3 separate regions of the Homo sapiens genome follow, and all the other regions are linked to region 3. The links are chromatin contacts, found by Hi-C or POLR2A ChIA-PET in ENCODE. All regions are on one chromosome and are shown on one strand. The core of a region is the stretch at or near the end of the contact, and the rest is flanking DNA. Distances in the headings are between cores, read along the strand shown.

Region 1 (3,936 bases), core at 321-2,820, 1.1 Mb after region 3:
CATTATATTCTCTATCATCATTAAAACATTATTTGTTATTAGTTACTTGCCCAAAGCTTTGCCTTCAAAGAACACTTGCCTCCAGCTGACTATAGATGATAATCTAAAGAATGTTTTGCCAATGCATGCCAGGGACTACCAGTGTCCTGTTTATCAGTGACATCAGGTCTTCAATGCTCCTACGTCTAGTCAGATCAGAGAACCAACTCCAACTTTAAGGTTCTTCTTGGAACAATTACTGCATTAGTCATGGTCCCCTCAAGATAGTAGAGCCACTATGAGTTTTAGGAGAATAAGAGATGTGTTATAGAAACTAGACCTTACACAAATGCAGACATAGAAAAATGAAGCTCTAGAAGGGATAGTCAAAGACCAGAGAGTCACTAACAAATTTTCCTGAATTGCTGGCATGAATGAAAGATTAAAGCTTAAAGAGAAATATGAGACTTCAAGCATGTCTAGTATCCAACTGGAACCATGAAGAGGGAGTTCACAAAAGGGTTACATAGAAGTTGTGGTCTCTGTGTAGCTACTGCCTCTGCAGGCTTATGGTAAAACATCTACTGGTGGGCCTATGGTTGCAGTTGGGCCACAAAGCCAGTAGTCAAGAAGATGAGTTGGATATGAAGTGGAGGAGAGAGAGGAAAGCTGGATTCATACCCAGTGGGTGACTTTTCTCTCTTCATCTCCAGGTTGATTGAGACAACCATCTGAGAACAACAGCCACCACTTGACTTCTGCTTCTGCAGCTCAGCAAGTTCCTCTTTGATCCCTATTGTGCTAGCTCAGAACCACACAGGGGAAGTGACACTGGGATGTGCAGAGCAGATCTCAGCCACAGGTCTGCAAATTTCTAGTTGTATGTCCTTACGCAGGGCATTTCATCTTTTTAGCCCTTTCTGCTTCTGTACAATAGGAACAGTATGATGGTTCTGTTCCATGATGTGTAAAAAATAAGATGATGTTTTAATGCAAACTTATTTAAGCATATAAAGGAAAATATTTTTCTTCTACATTAATTGCCTTGTATTAACTACTATACCATGCAAGACCCACCCAGACTACCTAATTCCTAGACGATATTTTATAATAATAGATTGTATGGTATTTAGAGAACCAGCAAAGAAAATAGATAGATAGCCTTTGAAGCTAGATCTGGGTATGAATGTTGACTCAGAAACTTACTAGTCATATATCCTTGAGCAAGTTGCTACACCTCTCTGATCCTCTGCTTTTTAAAGGGAGGATAATGGAAATTGGATAACAACACCTGCTCTTTAGAACTATTCTAGGGATTAGAAATAATATACTGGCCATTTACCCATAGTTACCACTTAATAAATGTTTGTCATTATTTCCATTATTATCATTCAGACTGCAAAATACCCAGTGCAAGAATTAAACTCACTCCTACAACAGTTACCTGAGCACTTAGAAAATAAATTAAAGTTGTCCATGTGTGTCCATAGACAGGCACTGTCCTCAGAGGATTTATGGCTTATTCACCTAGCTTTGTTTTGTTTTAATTTCCAGGGCCTGGTACAGGACGTGACTCATACTAGGCCCTCAGTAACAATCAGGACTCTGGGAACTTTGGCATGTACACATAAGCTGCCATTTTCCCCGCTCTAAAGTAAACCCATCAGAGATCTTGAAAAATCTGCATTTTTCTCTTTAGAATTCTCATGTAAGATGTGAAAGATCTGATCTACAAGACTTAGAAATGGACAAAGAATTGCACACATGCACACACAAAAATCAGTGCTGGGTAGCCTGGCTCTGCAAATGGCAAAGAAGAGTGCTCACTTGTCAGTAATCATTGTTTTACATACCTTAATTCTGGAAAGGGCACTATCCCCCTGAAAGTATGCACAGGTTAGAAGACCATTCCTTTACAAAAAACCAAACACCGCATGTTCTCACTCATAGAGATGGGAATTGAACAATGAGAACACATGGACACAGGAAGGGGAACATCACACTTTGGGGACCGTTGTGGGGTGGAGGGAGCGGGGAGGGATAGCATTGCTAAATGACGAGTTAATGGGTGCAGCACACCAACATGGCACATGTATACATATGTAACAAACCTGCACATTGTGCACATGTACCCTAAAACTTAAAGTATAATAATAATAAAATTAAAAAAAAGAAGACCATTCCTTTAACTAACCAGTATCAAGTCAATTAGCTGTTAATTCATGAACATATGATTGAGCATGTCCGTGGATCACCTGGATTATGGAATGAGAGTAAAAAAGAGATCTTTGGGATCAAGGCTATGAAATTGATTCTCCTTTTAATCACAATGAGTTCCTGGGAAACATATCACAAATATTGAAAGGCATAGAAATTATTATTCTTTACTTGTTCTTGTAAAGTTTACAAGAAATGTTTTTCAAAAGCATAGTATATTCCCTCCTAAGTATCATTCAGTCTAGTAATGCATTTTACCCAATATACCTCTGAGAGTACAAAGGGTTGTGATAAGGTTGTGCTTATAGGCTATGGCAGGCCATTGATTGGATTTCTACTTAAAGTTTTTCTTTTTAAGATTCTATCTAAAGTTGAAGACTTTTATAAAGATTAGCCTTGTAAATGTTGCTGTATATTTTCTGTGATGGTATTGTTAAAGATACTATTGATTATATTATATTTCTATTTACTTAGAGACAAAATCCAAAATATGAATTTTGAAATTCTTATATCTGGATATAAATACTGACATGAATAGCAATTATATTTTCTTCCTATAGAGTGTTCTGTTAATGAAGCACTTTCCAATTTACCTACATCAGTACATTTAATTTTTCAGTAACATTTTAACAACAGTTGTATTATCTGTATTTTAGCTAACACTATGACCAGAAAGAATAAATTTCCGAAGAAAATTTAATTTACTAAAATTCCAATTAGTAAGTAGAAGAGGCAAATGACCATCCACATGGTCTGATCTCAAGGATATTTATGGGCCATCCTAGTGTTCCACTTTTAAAACCAGTGTAGTCATCGCTCAAAACAAAATCTTTGTCTTCCTTAACATTTAAGTCAGAAACCAAACTGAAACATGAAAAATGTAGATGTGAGTTGGAAGTTGGCCCTTGTTCATTCTGTTATCGTTCTCCCGGTGCTGTTAGCCTCCATTGCTCTGAGTAGGGTGCTGGAAAATAATATAAAAGTTTGTGTCTCCAACAGGCAGAAGTGCATTCTCTTTTACTTGTTCAATTAAATGATTTGACCTAGAGGCAACAAACAGGTTAAGTTTTTGGCTTTCAAAATTGGCCATGATTTTTCTTTCTATTAGGAATATTATGAGCTGCTGAAATTCCATGTAATGGATGTAAAAGTCAACAAAAAACAAAAAAAGTCCTTAACTAGCAAAGACTCTGTTTCCTGCCAAAGCAAACACTATCCCTAAAGCATCATTGAAAGGCGTTCTTATCAGAAACAGGCCAGACATATATAAAATCTAATTACGGAAGAAATATATTCTAGAGAAAAGAAATTGTGACACTGGTGAGTCATAGCCTCATGATATAGATGGGAAATGACAGTGACTCATAGCTGTTGGTATCCCGTGCTTCAAACTGGTTTTAGCTTGACTGGCCCCCACATTTGAAACATCTGCACATGACTAGAAGTCTCAATCTGCTTAAATTTCAATACGTCAGAAAACTAAATCCACCTCTACTTTGTCTTCCACCTCTATGGTTAGTTCTTCATAGTGTTCAGAAAGTTCATTTAAAAATAAAGCTAAATTTAGGTCATTCATCTGCTTACAATCTAGGAACACATCCCAAAGTCTTCCACATCCAAACATACTCTACCCTATGGGGTCCTGCCTTCTCTGACTTCACATATTATTCTCCCTACAGCACACTGCATTCTAGCTCATGGCCTTCTCTCTGGTCGGAAATAAACCAAGCTTGTTTCTAT
Region 2 (4,524 bases), core at 1,761-4,260, 1.7 Mb before region 3:
ATTTAAAACTATGATTTTCCACCATTGTCAAAAAAGATTATTTGATTTTCAAAACAATCACCCTTAATATGTTTCATTTTCAGGTTATTTTTCCTTGTTTAGAAGAAGACGATGAATCATAATTATGCAATTGAGTTTGTGCACTTAGCAGCTAAATGAATATTTTCCAAACTGTTTTCTGTGGAACACAGAGCTGAAAGAATGTTAGTAAATTTTAGGAAAATAAAGACACCCTGTGTCAAATAAGTTAAAGAAATGCTGAATTAAACATAATCAAAGAGTCGTATTAATGGTAGAGCTTCCCAAAACATTTAATATGCAAAGTAGCATGTGATTTTTCACTGGAGGATGAACTTTATGCTGTCTTTCCTTTCCTTTTTTTTTTTTTTTCCCAAGTCATAGCCCTATTTTTCTGAGATCATCTCTACTTATCTAAAGCTCCAAAATCTTTAGGAAATACTGCGCTAGGAGCGATGGCTCACATCTTAGGCTACTTGGAGAAGAAAAATGTTTATTTTTTACATAGCTAATGTCAAGAGCAAGTGACATTGGAGTTTAAATTAGATTAAGTGGCCTATGATGCTACTTAATTCAAACTGAGAGTTTAAAAAAATCTCACAAACTGTTATGTACTTGAAATGGAAAAGAATAAGCAAAAAAAGAGAAGGCTTTAAAACATGTTCAGTAACCTCTTCAGCAGACACCCGCATGAAACTTCATTAATCATTTAAAATGTGACAAGGCAAAGAAAATCTGATTGAATGACTGTCCAAATAATTATAGTTTATTCCTCCACTTTTTCTCATTGAAATCACATTGTCGTTTGAGTGGTCATCTTGACACGACTAATTATTGCTATTCAAGAAAAAGGAAAAAAGAGTCTCAAAATGTAGTTTCACCAATTCTTGCCATCGTAAGCAATCATGGGAAAAAGGGAGATTGTGGAGAATGAAAATTTGAATATTCCCTTCTCTACCCCTCCCTCTCTGTCTCTTCTACATGCGTTTCCCAGGACCTCTCTTGTCTCTCCACCCTCTCATCTGTGAGCTCTCCTGCCACCCTTCATCGGTCACTGGCCCATCGTTTTAGTCTTTTGCCTCATCAAGGAGAACCCGCGATCTGTTTTGCCCACGTAGGTAAAATGCGTTGAGAAATGTGCCTTGAGCTGTGGCAAAGGCTCGCGAGTGGTAAGGGGATACGGGTCTTGCCCAGCTCTGCCATTCAGGCCTGGGACCTTGAACAGGCACTCAGTCTCCCTTGGCTCCATTTCTTCCTCCATAACATGCTTCTGTTGAGCCAGATGACATCTCCAGTCCCTCTGAGCCCTAAGGGCACATGGTCCTATGTCTTTTTGAGTTTTCATTCCCAGTCTCCCACAGGAAACAACACAGCGAAGTCGACAACCTTGAGGTAACTTATTAGTTAACTGTGACTGCCCTACCCTTAGAAGAAATGGCACTTCATCAAAGAGGGGAATAGAGTCAACTCCTGTGGAAAATGTTCTGAATGGTGTGCTCATGAATTTCGATCTTTGACTGGAAGCCAATATGAGTGAACAGCTTCAGGACAAGCCTCTTACATTAATCACCTCATGACTTTAACTGAGAAATTGATGAATTGAATTGAATGTATACCTGGGTTCCCGGGCAGCAAAGGTGCTGATGGAACTGGTCTTCTCACCATTTTCTTTGAAAGAGAAAGGAAATTGCACATGGTCCATGCTCACATCCAGGAGACAAGTATTACATTGCTCCTGAAATGGAACCATTCCTCTCTGATCATTGCTTTTCTCCATGGTTATTTCTTAAACATAACTTTGTTTATATGTAACCCCAAATCAAAGAAAACTAAAACACCTCATGGAAAACAAAATTGCCTAAGTATAACACAAGAACAATTTGCTTTTCACTGCATGCAGGGTTGCTTCTCTGCCCTGGCTGGTTGTGAGATACTTCCAGGGAACATGTTTCAGGGTATGAGAATGAGGCCAGTGGCTGCTGATGTTAAAAGGACATGGCATCTGCACTAGGTTGGAGAGGGGGCTGGTTGCACAAATTAAAGTCAAACACATCACAGTCTGATCAGCAGACATGGGCTTGAGTGTGTTGTCTAGGTTTTTTCTTTTCTTTCCTTTTCTTTTTTACTACCTCCCAGTAACAGTGAGGCAATTAAAAAAAAAAAAAAAGACAACTCCATTTGTCTCCTATCATCATTTCTTCTCACCTTCCCTCATCTTGGTTCCTCACTCTATTTATCTGGGAACACAAATTACAATTGAATATGGGAGAAAATTTAAATATAGGTAGCTATTTAATCTGTCTTTGACTCATTCTGGATAACAGAAATTTTCACCCAAATGGAGCTGGAGAATATAAACCCACTGAGGAAAAAAAAAAAAGGCAAGTGTATCGCGTTTGGAACAAAATTAGGTCTCTTACTGCCAAAAATCAGAAAAATATGTTGGGTTTTTTAAAAGACAGATTTAGAATTTGATACAGACACCATTTCGTGTGCTGGAGGATTCCTCTCAATGGGTGAGTTCACCCATGAAGAGCTTTAATTACTTGATATTTTAAAAGAGTTCCCTATTATACAAGAGAGAGAGGAGAGACATTTGTGTGGGAGAAGCCTAAAGCTGTTTGTAGGAGGCAGAGAGTTTAAAAGGTAACATCTTTAATGAACAAATTTTCATTCCCACAGTAAGAAGCTGTTTTTGAAATCTTCCATGGCCTGCTACCAGGGCAGGGGGAATAGCTCCATGAGAAAGCAGGGTTGTGAGTCAAGCTTACACAACCAGTAACCACTTGTTTAAACCAAGCCAAATGACAAACCCCATCAAATTCTGTTTTCGTGGTTTTATTATTATTTTCTCACATTAATTTGTCCTAGAGAACACCGTGCGAAGGTCTCACAGCCCTGGTACAAGGAGGAGCTACCACAAAAACTCAGAGGGGCTGAAGTGGCTTCCTGCTCTCCTTCCGGCCTGACACTTCCTTTGTTCCTATAATCTCAAAACAGCTGTTTCCTCTGGAACCACAAACCCCAGCTGGCGGCCTCTCTACCTCCTGGATCCTGCTGCACATAATGTACATCAAATCTGAATGTTGATATGAAATCTTCTTCTTTTTCCCATCCTCCTCCCTCCCAAGCTCCCCGCCGCCCTCCTCTCATCCTGTATTTATGTTGGCCTTCACTGGGAAGGGGAGGGGAGGAACAGTTAGAAAAAAAGTGATACAAGCATTTCAGATCTTCCAAATGGCAAAGCGAATTATCGAAAATATTTAGAATCTCAGGTATCTCAGGTTGGGAAACATGTTTCCAGAAACCTCCTTTGTGAGACAGAAATTGACAGTCAGCCTTACTTTTTGTTTGCTTGTAAAAATCAGTACCTTTTAATAAACAATATATTAGTTATCTGTAGCAGAAACTGGGCTCTAATTTCACATAGGAGATGCAATGAGCTGTGCATGGTAGTTTTCCCTTGAAAACCATACGATTTTACTAATCGATGTCTTCATTGAAACTTTTGGGTAAAAAAATAAGGAAAAGGCTAGGTTCCACTCAGGAAAAGGTACTAACAAGTTTGGAAGAAACGATACAGAGAAGAAAATAATTGGAGAAAATGCAAGGCTGTATTTGAATCACTGCAAAACGATGGCTTGTTTATCATAGTCCTTAATGTGTTGATGGAATGAGGGGTAAGAAAAAGTCAAAGGGCCTGTGTATTAGGGAATAGAAGGTGGGGGAATGAGGCAATGAAGGCCCATGGGTGGAGGTATACTAGGGTTCTTCAGAGGAACAGAACGAATACGAGATAGATAAGTAAATAGAAAGACAGATAGGAAGAGATTTACTACAGGAATTGGTTCGCATGGTTATGGGGGTCGAGAAGTCCCATGATCTGCCATTTGTAAGATGGAGAACCAGGAAAGTTGGTGGTAAAATTCAGTCCAATTCCAAAGGAAAGTTGGTGGTATAATTCAAAGTCCCCCGTGAGAATCAGGGGGCAGATAGTGTAATTTGTGGTCTGAATCTGAAAGCTGGCAAACTGTAAATGCTGATATCTGAGGGTATAAAAAGATGGATGTTCCAGCTCAAGCAAAAGGCTCAAATTTGTCTGTCTTCTGCCTTTTTGTTCTATTCAGTCCCTCAAAGGTTTGGAGAAGTCTCATCCATGTGGGGGAGGGTCATCTCCTTACTCAGTTTGCCAATTCGAATCCTGATTTCTCTCAAAAACACTCTTACAGACACACCCAGAAAAAATGTTTTACCAGCTGTCTGGGCATTCCTTCACCAGGTCGACACATAAAATAAACCATCACGGGAGGGATGCCGTGTGGGTGAGCTGGGAAAGGAAGTCAAGACGATGGGAAATGACTTGACTAAAAACCTGGAAGGGAAAGCACAAGCTTTGGATTTGGGACAAACCTTAGAATTCATGAGTGCTGCCCTATTAACCAGAGCGCACAGCGAATTCCAGAGAAGGACATGCTCCAGGTCACTGAGGGCCCAGGAGCAGGCAGG
Region 3 (4,583 bases), core at 1,294-3,793:
TGTGTGCACGACCACTGGCGGGGGCGTTGAGCCTCTGCTAGCCGCCTCGGGCTCCGCACACCCTTGGGTGATTACCCGGCCCCCACCTCCCTCCAAGCGACCTCGGCTCCAGGAAAAGGCTTTAATCTGCTATTAAGCGTTTTCCAAAGTTTCTTTCCAAAGGAGAGTTCTTCACTTAACTGGCTGTAAACATAATTAATAGTTATTAACATGCAAAAAAACCTTTGTGGTGTTTAAAAGGATAATGGTCTCTCTCTAGCTCACACTCTTAAGCATGGAGAGAACCTTGAAATCTGAAAATATCCTGATTAGATTATTAGAGGTGATTATACAGTGATTTTCCTCGTTCTCTAATGACATTCTTCTCTCTCCTCCCTTCCTCTGTCTCTTGTTCTCTCTTTTTCTTTTTCTCCCAGTCTCAATCTCACTCTAATCCAGGAGTCATTAGCAACACCCTCTGGCTACATGTTTTGCATCAGTGAAACATTGTGACATAGTTGTAATACAAACTCAGCCGCCTTGCACTGCATCTTGCGGTAGGAAGTGTAATAGCAACAAAAATCATTTTTCATCTCCAGGCATTATTGGGCGAAAAAAACCCCAGAAAACCTGAATGTGAGAAGAGGAAGGGGTGGAGAAGAGAGAAATGAAGGGAGAGAAGAAGGGGGTGGAGGGGGGGAAGAGAGAGAGAGACAGAAAGAGAGAGACACACAAAACCTTTTCCAGTTTAGAACTCCTTTTCCAAACTGTAGGCGTGCAGGTTCACACCTATCATTTCCTATGCCTTCCTCTCCTCGGTTTTTGTCCTAGTTCCTCACTGCTGGCCCTCAGTGGGCCCCAGGACCCTCTTGGGAATTCCCTCTGAGCTCCCATTATCTCTCATCAGCTGCCTTCTCCCCATGTTAGCACCAACTCTCACCCCCACCCCCATGCCTAGGCCTCAAGACCCCCAGGGCCCGGGCCACCCCTCCTTAGCTGGCAGTTACTAGGGATGCTCACTGAAGTCCTGCTAGGAAATTGGGGCCTTTCTCCTGTGTGGTCTCACAGGAATCTTTCCTAGCCTGATGGAGAAGAGACAAACCAGCCAGAAAGCCAACCTGGCTATTTTCCTGGCGCAGCCGTGTAATTTCTGAGCAAGATCTGAGAGCTCCTAATCAGCAAGGAGGAGCCCTGGTTACAGGGAGAAGGGGCACTCACGCTATCCCCTGCCTGCCCTTTGGGGGCTCACCCCGCTAACTCAGGGGACTGCGGAGTTTCAAGAAGCGATCTCTATGTTGGGATTGCTCAGGCAGGGAAATACAGGGGCTTATACAACACCAGATAAACTCTATCTCCACCCTATAGTCCCCAGTTCAGCTCCCATTATTTGTAGGATCCACAGAGCTCCTTTTAAAAAAAAGGATTTGAACTTTGTAATAAAAACTACATTAAATAAAGGTTCTGTACCTCCCTTCAAAACAAAGAAACCACACAAATCCTCACTGGACCATGACAGAGATGCTGTATTTTTAAAACCATGTTTGGCATGTAACATTTGTTTTAACTTATAACACCCATCTCTGGGATGGTGCACTTTGAAGACACATTGAAGCAAAGGCTCACCATATAAGTGGGTTAAATTTTCTGTATATTTTATGGTCGTGTGGATATAAGATTGCGGCAAACCTGTTAAGTTATCAACTGGATAAAATAGTGTCAAATGCCCAGTTGCACCTTGGAAAGAGAGGCTGTGTAATTTGCAATTCTTGCCAGTTGCTACTTTCACCGGCGGACAGGTGTACGTGTTGGGGGCTATATTTTGTGGTTATTTAGTCAGCAAAGCCAAAAGCTGTGGGTACAGTGTCCCAGTAGGCTGGAGACTGGCACTGCAGAACCCCTCTAATGCTGGACTGACCAGAATAAATGAATTTTGGTGGAAATCATAATTGGGAAGGGATGACTTTATAGGCACCACCTCATGGGAGACATCTGCACTGGCCGCAGCTGAATGGCCGGAAATACACGGGGCCCGAACTAGTGGCTTCCTAAAGACCACGTCTCATTTATCTTCTCCTTTCTAGGAAAGCAGCTCCCCAGCTTGAGTGACTACTTTAGACTTGGTGAAATTGTGCCTATATATTTTTCTCCTTCTTCTGTTATTTTCCCTTCATCCCAATGCAGCCACTGTGGGATCTGTCGGTCACAGATAATGGTTTTTAACCCGTCAGAAGACCTGTGCGTTGCGGCTTCTCTGAGGGTTTCGATTACGGAAAAAGTCCGGGTGACGTACAATTAGGCTGCCGCAGGCTGGGAGGCTTGGCGGCGTCATTCCAGTTTCTGCAGCGAGGTGGCGCTCCAAGGTACGGCAGCGCGCCCGGGTTTTCGCCACCGAGCGCATCCGCCGCCGCGTCCACGCAGCGAGGCAGCGGCCACCGAGCAATGTTAACTCGGGGTTCCTAAAGCCTCTGAGCGGAAAATCGGGAGCGCTCAGACCCACCTAGGCGGAGCGGTCCGCAGGGTGGGCGAAGGCCTGAGGCCACGACTGGGGAAGGCTGGCGGCGGCGGGGAGCGCTGTGATGGCGAGTTCCGGAGCACACTCCGCGCGCCGCCGCTCGGGGGAAATCTTCGAAATTCCCGGGCGGGGCGGAGGCTGGGGCTGCAGGTCCCCAGGCACGGCGAGCGGCGCGCTGGAGTCAGCCTCGGCCCAGGCACACCGAGCAAGCGCCCAATCCACCACAAGCTCAGAGACGCAGCTTAGGGTTTTTTGTTGTTCTTGTTGTTCTTTTTCAAAGAAAAAAATAAGGAAAATATGTGTTCTATCGTTGTCCCCCAAACTAAAAAAGAAAAGATATATAGTTTTTGGGTTTTCCTTTGCTTTCTTCTTTTCTCTCATTTCCTTTTTCTTCCCTTCCTTTTCCTTTTATTTTCTGTAGTTTTTTTTTCTTACCTCTCCTTTCGCTTTTTTTTTTCTGTATTTTTCCTCCTATTTCTTAGAACTGGTTGTGTGTGTGTGTGTGTGTGTGTGTGTGTGTGTGAGAGAGAGAGAGAGAGAGAGAGCTTGAAAGAGAGAGGGAGAGAGAGAGAGAAAGTGAAAGTATTACCACCGGCTGGTAATACTAGAAGGCTTGGGCAAATGGTAGCAAAATTGGAGAAACTATTTCAATTTATTGAACGGACTTCAGTGCGTACGATTTCGTTTCCATGCTTCTGCTCTTTCTGGGTGTCTCACAAGCTCTGAGTCGAAGATGACTGGGAGAAAATGGCTCTCACTCTGCCACTCCTCATCTGCGGTCGTAGGGGCCCTTTAAAATCATTTTTGAAACAGTGATAGAATAATAGTAATAGTCCCAATGAACAGCGTTTCCTTCTGGCATGAATTTTCTCGTGGTTTTGCAGCCTGGTCGGCGGGACCCGAGGAACGCGGGCGGGCGGCGCGGCTGCTAGGCTGGGGCCCTCCTGTCAGCAGCTGGTTCCATGTGAATCCCCTGACCCGTGAGCTGTCCCCCTCTCTGTGGCCCTGGGTCTCGGGCCTGGGCCCTCGCAGCTGCTGGGATGCTTTGCTGCGACAACACCCTGCCTTCCACATGCAGCCGCTGCACTTCTCCCTTGAGTCGCATTTCCGGCCACCTCACCTTCCTTGAAGTTTTCTAGTATATAAGGAGGAATTTTCGGCCCAATTTAGAAGTCTGCAGAAACTCAGAGGGTCAGGTCATTAGGAATGTTAACGCGGCGACCAAGAATTATAAACATGATCTGAAAGTCTCTTCCAATTCATTTCTTCAAGTATTTATTTGAGCTAAGTGATGAAAAGTGACAGTTGTGAAATAGACAGCTTTTAAAAGTAATGAAGTCAGATGAGGCTTTAACCTGTCGATTGCTATAAATCAACTTTGAAAAAGAGGAATGAAGAATGTTATTTGAGCACCTAACCGCCAGCATTTGCTTTGCCGGCTGTCGACCCTGGAGTTGGTCTGCGAGCACCTCCCAGGAGGCAGGACCCAGTGAAGCCCTGCGCCTGCAGTGTGACCCTCAGGTGACATGAAGGATTGGGGGCCGCACTGCCAAAAGGCGACATTTTCGTGTGTGGGGGAAGGAGGGCTCCATTTCCACTCAGACTTTTGTCATGGGTTTGGGCTATGCAACGTATCTGGGCAGGTGACCCCAACCCTTAGCACAGTTAGGAATTCAGAGAGGCTGCCACCCATGGGGCTGAACCCCGAAATATAGATCGGCGCCCAGCCCAGCTCCCCAGCTGGTTGAGGGCGTCTACTTCCTTCTTCCATCCGGTTGGGGAAAGCCCAGGGCCTGCATGACGCCCTGACTCTACTAAACCTTTAGAAATGGTGGCAGCAGGGTGAGGAAGATGAGGAGACTAAATTTCTCCAGGGGTGGGTGGGTTGAGCTGGGGCTGAGTTATCTATAACATTAAATGACTCTCTTCTGTGAGGGAAACCCAGGAAGGAGGGGTCCTGCGGTCCTAGGGGCCTGGGGGCTGAAGGCAGGATAGAGCAGGTGTCTGAAGTTCTTGTGGGGAGGGGAGAAGGGTCCCATCCCGGCATGCCCCCGTCAGGGCATCCAGAATGCCTTCTGAGAAAAATGAACTG

Evidence for each region. A loop is a pair of places that touch in the nucleus more often than their neighbours do. ChIA-PET counts read pairs that join two places held with the same protein, here RNA polymerase II (POLR2A). Pooled maps may share reads with other maps.
Region 1: a loop to region 3 is called in a map of endothelial cell of umbilical vein, with 8 times the contacts of the local background. The contact joins two enhancer-like sites. A Hi-C loop is called at or near these places in 1 of 168 maps with a recorded cell type or tissue (endothelial cell of umbilical vein) and 3 of 50 pooled maps.
Region 2: a map of endothelial cell of umbilical vein shows a loop between it and region 3 (5-fold over the local background). The contact joins two enhancer-like sites. A Hi-C loop is called at or near these places in 1 of 168 maps with a recorded cell type or tissue (endothelial cell of umbilical vein) and 1 of 50 pooled maps. POLR2A ChIA-PET finds 5 or more read pairs at or near these places in 1 of 52 experiments (A549).

Annotation. Positions count from the first base shown.
Region 1 is chr15:97,500,726-97,504,661 of GRCh38, forward strand. All of the region lies in intron 2 of LINC02254 (long intergenic non-protein coding RNA 2254), which reads right to left. Among named protein-coding and RNA genes, the nearest start is that of LINC02254, 19 kb to the right of the region's middle. Within about 2 kb of position 1,571, at least 2 of the 41 ENCODE cell types and tissues checked have a DNase peak (open chromatin) inside an H3K27ac peak, as active enhancers do; they include endothelial cell of umbilical vein, where a contact is called at or near this core.
Region 2 is chr15:94,604,466-94,608,989 of GRCh38, forward strand. No RefSeq gene overlaps it. Among named protein-coding and RNA genes, the nearest start is that of LINC02852, 17 kb to the left of the region's middle. Within about 2 kb of position 3,011, at least 7 of the 41 ENCODE cell types and tissues checked have a DNase peak (open chromatin) inside an H3K27ac peak, as active enhancers do; they include endothelial cell of umbilical vein, where a contact is called at or near this core.
Region 3 is chr15:96,354,713-96,359,295 of GRCh38, forward strand. The region is part of intron 3 of LOC101927263 (a long non-coding RNA gene); the gene reads left to right. Among named protein-coding and RNA genes, the nearest start is that of SCDAL, 14 kb to the left of the region's middle. RefSeq lists enhancers at 1-439, 3,762-4,583. Within about 2 kb of position 2,544, at least 28 of the 41 ENCODE cell types and tissues checked have a DNase peak (open chromatin) inside an H3K27ac peak, as active enhancers do; they include endothelial cell of umbilical vein, where a contact is called at or near this core.